2 separate regions of the Homo sapiens genome follow, and region 2 is linked to region 1. A link is an interaction called in ENCODE POLR2A ChIA-PET data of the cell type or tissue named here. Cell type or tissue: CD4-positive, alpha-beta T cell. All regions are shown on one strand. Links, peaks and the distances in the headings refer to the core of each region. The heading gives the core; the rest is flanking DNA. Region 1 overlaps RNF24 (ring finger protein 24). Region 2 overlaps AP5S1 (adaptor related protein complex 5 subunit sigma 1).

Region 1 (5,382 bases), core at 193-5,192:
CTAGAGAGATACAATGTCCAGTCTACCAATTGTACGAGACTTACAACCTTGTAGTTTGTTTGCAGAAGTAAATTATTCTATAACTAATTGAAAACAAGGAGCTTATTCAAAATACTGAAGTGTACAAATGAACAACAGCAAAAAAAAAAAAGACAAAATACTGAAGTGCTACCAGGTACCTGTGATGAAATTTTATATTTCTTGTTTTACATCCAAGTTTGTAATCTGTGTTACAAACTTACATCTAAAGTTTATTCTAAGTCCGTATTTCATGTGGCTTCATGCTCTGATTCTGCCTGGTAAAGTGCTGCAGTGTGGTTTCAACCAGATTGTAATTATTATTCTTCCTGTATGTTGATATAACTGCTTTACTAAAGTAGCCTCACATAGCTCAATCAGAGTTTTCTCCAAAAATGTCAGTCTAATGCCAAAACCAAAAGAGATCAAAGACATGGAAGATTTCCTAGTGAAGTCAGAGCTGCTCATCAGTAGTGCTTACCTTTGAATAAAGAGAAATACTTTAAAAAGCCAACTGTTATTGAGTGGGTAAAGTAATGAGTAAGATCTCTGTTATCCTCAAGGAGTATTGTATTGCTACACTGGATGTAATCAATGTAGTATTAGAGGATTACAATCAATGTAATTCTGCGCTCAAGGAGTACATTTTCCAACTCAGTAAAAAGTAGTGTATTAGCAAGTATAGATGGAAATTCCGTGTGTGTGTGTGTGTGTGTGCGTGTGTGTGTGTATATAGCCACACATATTCTATTCATGAAACGGCAATCTCATTAGATTAAGACAATAATGTGCATTATTCATGTTATTTTACTGTCATTCGAGAGATATTAGACAACTGAGAAGAAACAATTTATATATAATTATAAATGTATAATTAAAATGATCATTAAATGATTACCTTATCTAAGCAAATGCTGATTTAAGACAGATAGCTATAGGATATTTGTGAAGTATCTAATTATCCTTGTGATAATTTTTCCTCACTACATTTATCCAGAAAAAGCCAGGATTTTCAACTAAGTCTTTTAAATAAGAATCAAGGTTTTTAAATTTCTGTGAATCTTTACAAACAACTGGGACAATTTTCTTTAAAAATAGCTTCTTAAGGCATGGAGCAGTGGCTCACGCCTGTAATCCCTGTACTTTGGGAGACTTAGGCAGGCGGATCATGAGGTTAGGAGATCGAGACCATCCTGGCTAACACGGTGAAATCCTATCTCTACTAAAAATACAAAAAATTAGCTGGGCATGGTGGCACATGCCTGTAGTCCCAAGCTGCTTGGGAAGCTGAGGCAGGAGAATCACTTGAACCAGGTAGGCGGAGGTTGCAGTAAGCCAAGATGGCACCACTGCATTCCAGCCTGGGCGGCAGAGCGAGACTCCATCTCAAAAAAAAAAAAAAAAAAAAAAGTTGTTTAAAAAATAAATAAAAATAAAAATAGCTTCTTCCAATTCCATTTACAATTAAATTTTTTATTCTCTTTAATAGGTAACATTAACATATCCTAGCAGCAAAATACTAAAGATATTATAAACAGGTATTCAGTGAAGTCATTCTCCTTCCAGCCCTGTCAGAGGCTCAATCACTGATACCAGTTTTTTATATATTTTTCTAGAGACCTTTTTAGACAAATACAAAGCTAGCTTCTCTTTTCTTTTTATATCAGAGGTGATATGCCACATGCACTGTCCTGTGTGTTGTTTTTTTGTTTTGTTTTGTTTTTTACTTAGCAATGTTATCATGGAACTGTGCCAAATCTACATTTTTTTTTTTAATTTTTAGAGACAGGATCTTGCTCTGTCATCTTGGCTGGGATGCAGTGATGTGATCATAGCTTGCTGTAGTCTCGAACCTTGGGTCACAGATGATCCTCTAACCTCAGCCTCCTGAGTAGCTAGGACTAAAAGCATGTGCCACCATGCCCAGCTAATTAAAAAATATATATATGTGTGTGTGTATATATATATTATTTTTTTAACTGTGTTGGCCCAGGCTGGTCTCTAACTCCTGGCCTTAAGCAGTCCTCCCACCTTGGCCTCCCAAAGTGCTGGGATTACAGGTGTGAGCCACCATGACTGACCTGGTATCATTCTTTAACAACTGTAAAACATTAGATTGTGATGATATTCTATGACTTAACCAATTACATATTTAGGTTGCTTCCAACCTTTTGCTTTTATAAACAAGTTTGTGTGAAGAGCCTGGTACAAATGTGTCTTTGAGTATGCATGCAAGTACATCTGAAAGATAAATTCCTAAATGTGGAATTGCTGGGTCAATAGGTAAGTGCATGTATAATTTTGCTGAGTTGCTCTTGTGGAAGCCAATAATTCTACTCACAATTCCACTGATAATGTGTGAGAGTACTTTTTTCCCCCAAGCAGAAAGTTTCTGTGGATTTTTTTTGGGGGTGTTTCTGAGTTTTACTTAGAAAGGCCTTCCCCATTTTGAGATTATTTTTAAAATTCTTTGATATATTTTAATATTTTCATAATTTCATTTTTTATATTTAAACCTTAGGTACAGCTCAGATATATTTTAATACAAAGAATAAGGCTATCTTAATTTTTTTTCTCAACTGGCTACCTAATTGTCCCAATATCATTTGTGAATAATCCATCTCTCTCTCTTTCTCTCTAATGGGAAATGTCAGCTTTATGATTCCTATATTAATTTGGGCTATTCTTTAACTTTCTTGTATCTGCCAGCGTAGGCTAGGTTATGTTGTGGTAACAAACAACCTCAAAATCTTAATGGCTTATAACAAGAATTTTCCTTCCTTTTGGTACATGTTCATCAAGAGTTGGCTGAGAGCTCTACTCCGTGTCTTCTCACTCAGAAACTAATGGAGTTGCCACCATCTTGAACATTACCAGCTTTCCTGACTAAGGGAAAGAGGGGCCTGGAGACTCTCACACCATCAGTAAAATGTTCAGCCTGAAAGAGATATACATCAGTTCCCTTCACAGCTCGCTGACAAGTTTTAGTCACATGACTCTACCCACAACAAAACAGCAGGAAAATACAGTCATACATGTGTGCAGAAGGAAGATGGAAAGCTGAAAATATTTGGTAAACAACAACTGTCGTATTTCTATTCTGTCCTGTTCATCTGTCAATTCAAGTGTCAGCAGCACAGGTTTTTCTTTTTTTATTTTTTTTTTTTGAGATGGAGTCTTGCTCTGTCACCCAGGCTGGAGTGCAGTGGTGCAATCTTGGCTCACTGCAAGCTCCGCCTCCAGGGTTCACGCCATTCTCCTGCCTCAGCCTCCCGAGTACCTGGGACTACAGGCGCCCGCCACCACGCCTGGCTAATTTTTTGTATTTTTAGTAGAGACAGGGTTTCACCATGTTAGCCAGGATGGTCTTGATCTCCTGACCTCGTGATCCGCCTGCCTCGGCCTCCTAAAGTGCTGGGATTACAGGCGTGAGCCACCGTGCCCGGCCAGGTTTTTCTTTTTTAGAGTATTTCTGGCTGTGCTTTCATTTTCATTTTTACTTTTAAACTAGAATTAGCCTTTTTACCACTCTTGTCCTCTCAGAAAAGACAAACCCTGTCAGTTTTTTTGAATTGTATCTGCATTAAATTGATAGATTTAAGGAAAATTGACATCTTTATAATATTTAGCGTCTTTACAACCAAGAAGAGGGTATTTTAGTCATTCACATCTTCTTTTGTGTCTTTTATATTTTCTTAATACAGATTGCATGTATTTATTAGTAAGTATTCTTTTTGTTCTTTTAATAAGATTCTTTTTTATTTTACCGTCACCTGCAAATAATCATTTTAATTTCTTCTTTACAATCAGGTTGGTTTTCTTGAAGGATTAAAAAAGATACAGCCATTTTCAAATAACATAATCTATTATCCAAAATATTTTTCAAAAAATTTCATATGGGCCTGGTGCTGTGGCTCACGCTTGTAATCCCAGCACTTTCTGAGGTCAAAGCAGGAGAATCCCTTGAGCTCAAGAATTCCAGACCAGCCTGGGCAAAATAGCAAGACCCCATCTCTATAAAAATAAAAAAATTAGCTGGACTTCATGGTCCATGCCTATAGTTGCAGCTCCTGGGGAGGCTAAGGCAGAAGGATTGCTTGAGCCCAGGAGGTTGAGGCTGCAGTGATCTGTGATTGCACCTCTGCATTCCAACCTGGGCTACAGAGCAAGACCATGTCTCAAAAAAAAAAAAAAAAAAAAGAGTTTCTTTTCATGAGCCATCTCTATATTAATTCCAGTGAATAAGTAGGTTAACATTAATGATAAGTGCTGTTTATTCCAGTTACTGGACACACCAATTTTTTTTATTTTTTATTTTATTTATTTATTTTTTTGAGACAAGATCATTCTCTGTCACCCAGGCTGGAGTGCAGTGGCATGATCACGGCTCACTGCAGCATTGACTTCCTGGGCTCAAGCAACCTTCTCACCTCAGCCTCCTGAGTATCTGGGATCACAGGTGCATATCATCACACCTGGCTAATTTTTAAATTTTTTTGTAGAGACGGAGTCTTGCCATGTTGTCCAGTCTGGTCTTGAACTCGTGGGCCTAAGCTGTCCTCTCACCTTGGCCTCTCAAAATGCTGGGATTATAGGCATGAGCGACCACGCCCAGCCTGAAATACCAAAAAAAATTTTTTTTTTTTATTTTAAGCTGCTGCTGCTGCTGAAGGTGAAGATGCTTACATATGTGATTAGTTACCTATACATCTGGAAAATTTTTGTTTAATTTCCCTAATTTACATGATCTCTACCTATGCTTGCTTGTGTTTTTCTCATATATCTAGCCAGCCTCTTAAGAGTGAATACTCTCTAGTTTACTGTAAATTACTGCCTGCAGTGAAAACTCTTTAAATTATGTTCCCACTCATCCCCTTCCAAGAGTCCAGTACAATCACAGAAGAGGCTGAGCTCTTTAAATATTATGAGAATCTCAGAACCTCTGTTCATGTGGCTCATCGAATCCTCTATTATGGGATTCTTTTCATGGAAACACCAAATTTTTAAGAATCATATTTGTTTTGTGCTCTGCAGATATCTGTTATGCTGACCTAATAGAACCAGGAGCTAATGAGTCTTTAATGTAGACTAAAAATTGGCTCTGAGTAAAGAGGCTCACAGGCCCATTCATCAAACTTGAGAGAGATTTAAAATTAAACATCTGCAGATAATTAGAGGATAGTTTTGAGTGCCAAAATGAGGTATTGCTGTCCTGTTGCGTTTTGATTTTCCTCACAGCAGAAAAAAACATGTTTTCTTGGGAACTAAATCAGCTTTTTTCTAAAATTAAGTAGTTATGGTATTACCCCTAGAGTTTATTTCATGTTGAGATGGGAACCGCTCATTGCTTCGTATTTCTTTTCA
Region 2 (5,382 bases), core at 103-5,102, 160 kb after region 1:
AGCTTGCAGTGAGCCGAGATTGCGCCACTGCACTCCAGCCTGGGCGACAGAGTGAGACTCTCTCTCAGAAAAAAAAAAAAAAAAAAAAAAAAAACCTTGAAAAAAGATAGTGTGGTGGCCAGGCACAGTGGCTCATGCCTATAATCCCAGCATTTTGTGAGGCTGAGGTGGGCAGATTACCAGAGGTCAGGAGTTTGAGACCAGCCTGGCCAACACGGTGAAATCCCATCTCTAACAAAAATAGAAAAATTAGCCAGGCATGGTGGTGCATGCCTATAGTCCCAGCTACTAGGGAGGCTAAGGCGGGAGGGTGGCTTGAACCTGGAAGGTGGAGGTTGCAGTGAGCCAAGATTGCACCATTACACTCCAGGCTGGGTAAGAGTGAGACTCCATCTCAAAAAAAAAAAAAAAAAAAAATAGTGTAGTATTGGCAAAAGAATAGACAAACAGATTAATGGAACAGAATAAAGAACCCAGGAGAGACCCACATTAATACAGTCAACTGGTCTCTGACAAAGGAGTAAAAGCAATACAATGGAACAAAGATAGAAAGACTCTTTTCAAGAGATTATGTTGGAACAACTGAACATCCACATGCAAAAACATGAATCTACACATAGACCTTACACCCTTCACAAAAATGAACTCAAAATGGATCATAGACCTAAATGTAAAATGCAAAACTGTAAAACTTCTAGTAGATAACATAGGAGAAAATCTAGATGATATTGGATTGGTGATGACTTTTTAAATACAACAGTAAAGGCAGGATCCATTTAAAAAATTGACAAAGAGCTGGGCATGGTGGCTCACGCCTGTAATCCCAGCACTTTGGGAGGCCGAGGCGGGTGGATCACCTGAGGTCGGGAGTTCGAGACCAGCCTAACCAACATGGAGAAACCCTGTCTCTACGAAAAATACAAAATTAGCCAAGGGTGGTGGCACATGCCTGTAATCCCAGCTACTCAGGAGGCTGAGGCAGGGGAATTGCTTGAACCCGGGAGGCGAGGTTGTGGCGAGCCGAGATTGCACCATTGCACTCCAACCTGGGCAACAAGAGAGAAACTCCGTCTCAAAAAAAAAAAAAAAAAAAATTGACAAACTTCATTAATTTTTTTTTTTTTTTTTTGGAAACAAAGTCTTGCTCTGTCACCCAGGCTGGAGTGCAGTGGCACAGTCACAGGTCAGTGCAGCCTTGACCTCCTGGGCTTAAGCAATCCTTCGACCTCAGCCTCCCAAGTAGCTGGGACCACAGGTGTGCACCACACTCAGCCAATTTTTATATTTTTTTGTAGAGATGAAGTCTCTATGTTGTACAGGCTGGTTTCGAACTCCTGGGCTCAAGCAATCCTCCTGCCTTGGCCTCCCAAAGTGCTGGGATTACAGGCCTCATGAGCCACCTCGCCCGGCCCACTTCATTAAATTATATGAAACTGGACTTCATTAAATTTAAAAAGCTCTGCTTTGTGAAAGACACTGTCAAGAGAATGAGAAGACAAGCCACAGACTGGGAGAAAATATTTGCAAAAGGTATATCTGATAAAGAGCTGTTATCCAAAATACACAAAGAACTCTTAAAACTCAACAAAAAGAAATCACCCAAACAAGTTGCCTGTTTTAAAATGGGCAAAAGACTTGAACAGACACCTCACTAAAGATTTACAGATGGCAAGTAAGCATAGGAAAGATACTCTACGTCATGTTATTAGGGAACTGCAAATTAAAACAAGATTTCACTACATACCTATTAGAATGGCCAAAAGCCAGCCGGGTGCAGAGGCTCATGCCTGTAATCCCAGCACTCTGGGAGGCTGAAGCAGGCAGATGACTTCAGGTCAGGAGTTTGAGACCAGCCTGGCCAATATGGTGAAACCCTCTCTCTTCTAAAAATACAAAAATCAGCCAGGCGCGGTGGCGTGTGCCTGTAGTCCCAGCTATTCAGGAGGCTGAGGCAGAAGAATGGTTTGAACCCGGGAGGCGGAGGTCGCAGTGAGTGGAGATTGTGCCACTGCACTCCAGCCTGGATGACAGAGCGAGACTCTGTCTCAGAAAAAAAAAAAAAAAAATCAGCCAGGCGTGGTGGCACACGCCTGTAATCCCAGCTACTCGGGAAGCTGAGGCAGGAGAATTGCTTGAACCTGGGCAGTCAAGGTTGCAGTGAGGCGAGATAGTGCCACTGCACTCCAGTCTGGATGACAAAGGACACTCCGTCTCAGGAAAAAAAAAAAAAAAAAGAATGGGCCAAAACCAAAACAGTGACGAAACCAAATGTTTCAGAGGATGTAGAGCAACAGAAACCCTCATTAACTGCCAACAGGAATGCAAAATGGTACAGCCACTTTTGAAGACAGTTTGGCAGTTTCTTACAAAATGAAACATACTCTTACCACAGAATCCAGGACTCATATTCCTTGGTATTTATGAGTATTTATACTCCCAAAGGAGTTGAAAACTTATGTTCACACAAAAACCTGTACACAAATGTTTGTAGCAGTTGTATTCATAATTGCCAAAACTTGGAAGCAACCAAGATGTCCTTCAGTAGGTGAACAGATAATGTACATCCACATAATGGAATACTATTCAGCAGTACTTCCAAAATGAGCTGTCAAGCTCATGATTCAGCCATGAAAAGACTTGAAGGAATCTTAAATGTACATTACTAAGTGAAGGAAGTCAATCTGAAAAGGCTACATATACAGTATGAATCTAACTACACAACATTCTGGAAAAGGCAAAACTATGGAAGCAGTAAAAGGATCAATGGTTGCTAGGGGTTGAGGGGAGGGAAGAATGAACAGGTGCAGCAGAGGACTGTTCGGGCAGGGAAACTCTTCTGTATGATACTATAATGGTAGATGCATGTCACTGAAAATACATCCAAACCTATAGAATGTACCACCCCAAGAGTGAACCCTAATGTAAACTATGGACTCTGGTGATAGTGACGTGTCAATGAAGGTCCATCAGTTGTAACAAATGACCACTCTGGTGCCCAGTGTTGGTGATAAGGGAGGCTGTGCATGTGTGGGGACAGGGAGTAAATGAGAACTCTCTGTACCCTCTGCTCAGTTTTACTGTGAACCTAAAATTGCACTAAACAAATAAAGTATATTTAAGAAAACGGTCACGGCCACTTGAATTGCAGTAATAAACATACAGAGACTTGGTTAACGGGTCACAGAGTATTGAATCTGACAAACACGGTTAACTGCATTACAATAAAATATAGGAATAATTGTTTAAAAGAAAAGATTGAGGCCAGGCATGGTGGCTCACACCTGTAATCTCAGCACTTTGGGAGGCCAATATGGGTGGATCACCTGAGGTAAGGAGTTCGAGACCAGCCTGGCCAACACGGTGAAACCCTGTCTCTACTAAAGATACAAAAATTAGCCAGGCATGGTGGCACATGCTTGTAATCCCAGCTACTTGGGAGGCTGAGGCGGTAGAATTGCTTGAACCCAGGAGGCAGAGGTTGCAGTGAGCCAAGATTGCACCACTGCACTCCAGCCTGAGCAACAGAGTGAGACTCCATCTCAAAAAAAAAAAAAAAAGAAAAAGAAAAGAAAACATTGAGCCCTGGGGGGATGCTGGACAGTGCGCAGCACCACAGGGCTAGAAAAAAACACCCTGCCCTAAAGGAGACAAGATGATCCAATCCCATCCCAGGGCTCACATACATGCAGTGTATGTGACCCAATCAGTGACCCACATACATGCAGGCCAGTTCCTGCCTTAAAACCTGTGACTTCATGCCAGTCAGTCGTGGTGGCTCACGCCTATAATCCCGGTACTTTGAGAGGCCACGGCGGGCGGATCACAAGGTCAGGAGATGTAGACCAACCTGGCTAACACGGTGAAACCCCGTCTCTACTAAAAATAGAAAAACTTAACCGGACGTGGTGGCAGGCACCTGTAGTCCCAGCTACTTGGGAGGCTGAGACAGAATGGCGTGAATCTGGGAGGCGGAGCTTGCAATGAGCCGAGATTGCGCCACTGCACTCCAGCCTGGGCAACAAAGAGAAACTCCGCCTAAAACAAAACAAAACAAAACCTGTGACTTCTTCCTCCTTCCAGGTAAGCTCTCTTCTCTGGGCTCTACTGCCCTCCTGTCATCATCTGTTGTCCCAGGAGTGTTTGTGGAGGTACACTGGTAACACTACTAGCTGCTCAAAGTCTCTAGTTCTCTCAAGAAGCTGAGGGATATGTGGTTTGGCCAGGGTTCCTGGGGCAGGGAGAAGAAAGGGAAGAGGCTTGGAGAGGGAGGCAAGTTTGCTTCCATAGCCATCTCACTTTTAGTTCTAAATCCTGGCTCCTTCACTTGGCCTTCGTCACTGAAGTGCCCCTTCTTCCTTTAGGTGTTTAAAGCACTTGTGAGCAGCAATTCAGGGATGCTCAAACCATTGCTGCTTTGCAGTCATCTGCAGTCACCTGGCCTTAGCTCTGTCTCTCCTGGAACTTTGGGGTCATTCTGTATCCTGCATTGCACCCAGCAGAGCATCAGGCCCAAGGGAGGCTCGATAAATATATGGTGAGCATAAATTGTGGTGGAAACCCAGCCCAAGAGGCTGGGGCAGAAGTGTGAAGTGTGGGAAGGGTGCTGGGCAAGCTCATCTGGTTAAGAAAACCCTGGTCCAGCTGGACAGGAACTGGAGCTCAGCAGCCCCACGGTGTGGTCTCAGTCTCTACTATTCTCTTGTCCATCAGTTTGCCCCACCTCATGAGAACCAGGCCACCAGCCACGCCTAACCTCAACTTCCCACAGCTCCCAGGGGAGCAGAGTCTCAACCTCTTCCTTAAGTTCCGTTTGAAAAAAAGGCAGAAAGAATTCAGATCAGTAAGCTTGAGCCTTTCCATAGAGGACAAAATGGCCTGTTCCCTGAGAACACAGCCAATCCACCAGGACCGCCAGCCTGGGGTGAGGGGTGGGCCAGGAGAACAGAATGTATAGGGAAGGGGTGTCCCTACTAGAGGCCTGTGGGACATTTCCACTGGTGGGACTTGGCCACACACACAGAGTAACATCCCTTTAGGTCTTCATGGTCAAGGTGGTTTGTGGCACCATAAAATGGAAAAGGTGGCCTCATCCCAATTATGTTGACAGTGGTGGTAGAAGGCCTGGCATGGCTGGTGGCCTTGGCCATGGACTTGGAAGGGCTAATCATCAGTGCTGCCTCCAAAGTGGGTGTAGTTGGGTCCATCCTGGATGCTAAAGGGCAACTGATGGATGGCAAGCATGAGAGCTGAGCACCTAGGAGGCTCGTTCTGCCAAGAAAGCCTCACCTTCCTTGGTAACAGGAAGATCATGAAAATCAATGTAAACTGAAGTGGTTTTTCCCCCACCCCCCGCCCCCAACTGAGTAAGTTTAAACCTTCACT

The links. Peaks named below come from ENCODE experiments on the same cell type or tissue, not always from the same donor. Only the 100,000 strongest peaks of a DNase experiment are listed, where the experiment ranks them.
Region 2: POLR2A ChIA-PET joins it to region 1 with 5 read pairs; 5 of 35 experiments call an interaction of 5 or more read pairs at or near these places.

What each region holds. Positions count from the first base shown.
Region 1 is chr20:3,987,294-3,992,675 of GRCh38, reverse strand. The region is part of intron 1 of RNF24 (ring finger protein 24); the gene reads left to right. Among named protein-coding and RNA genes, the nearest start is that of RNF24, 26 kb to the left of the region's middle. In CD4-positive, alpha-beta T cell, for the core only: no CTCF peak of the experiment used is centred there; DNase peaks (open chromatin) are centred at 1,785 and 3,015; H3K4me3 peaks cover 914 bases; H3K27ac peaks cover 1,334 bases.
Region 2 is chr20:3,825,939-3,831,320 of GRCh38, reverse strand. It overlaps AP5S1 (adaptor related protein complex 5 subunit sigma 1), which reads right to left. Exons shown (of 3, transcript NM_018347.3): 3 at 2,483-5,382. Among named protein-coding and RNA genes, the nearest start is that of AP5S1, 8.1 kb to the right of the region's middle. RefSeq lists an enhancer at 1-345. In CD4-positive, alpha-beta T cell, for the core only: no CTCF peak of the experiment used is centred there; no DNase peak of the experiment used is centred there.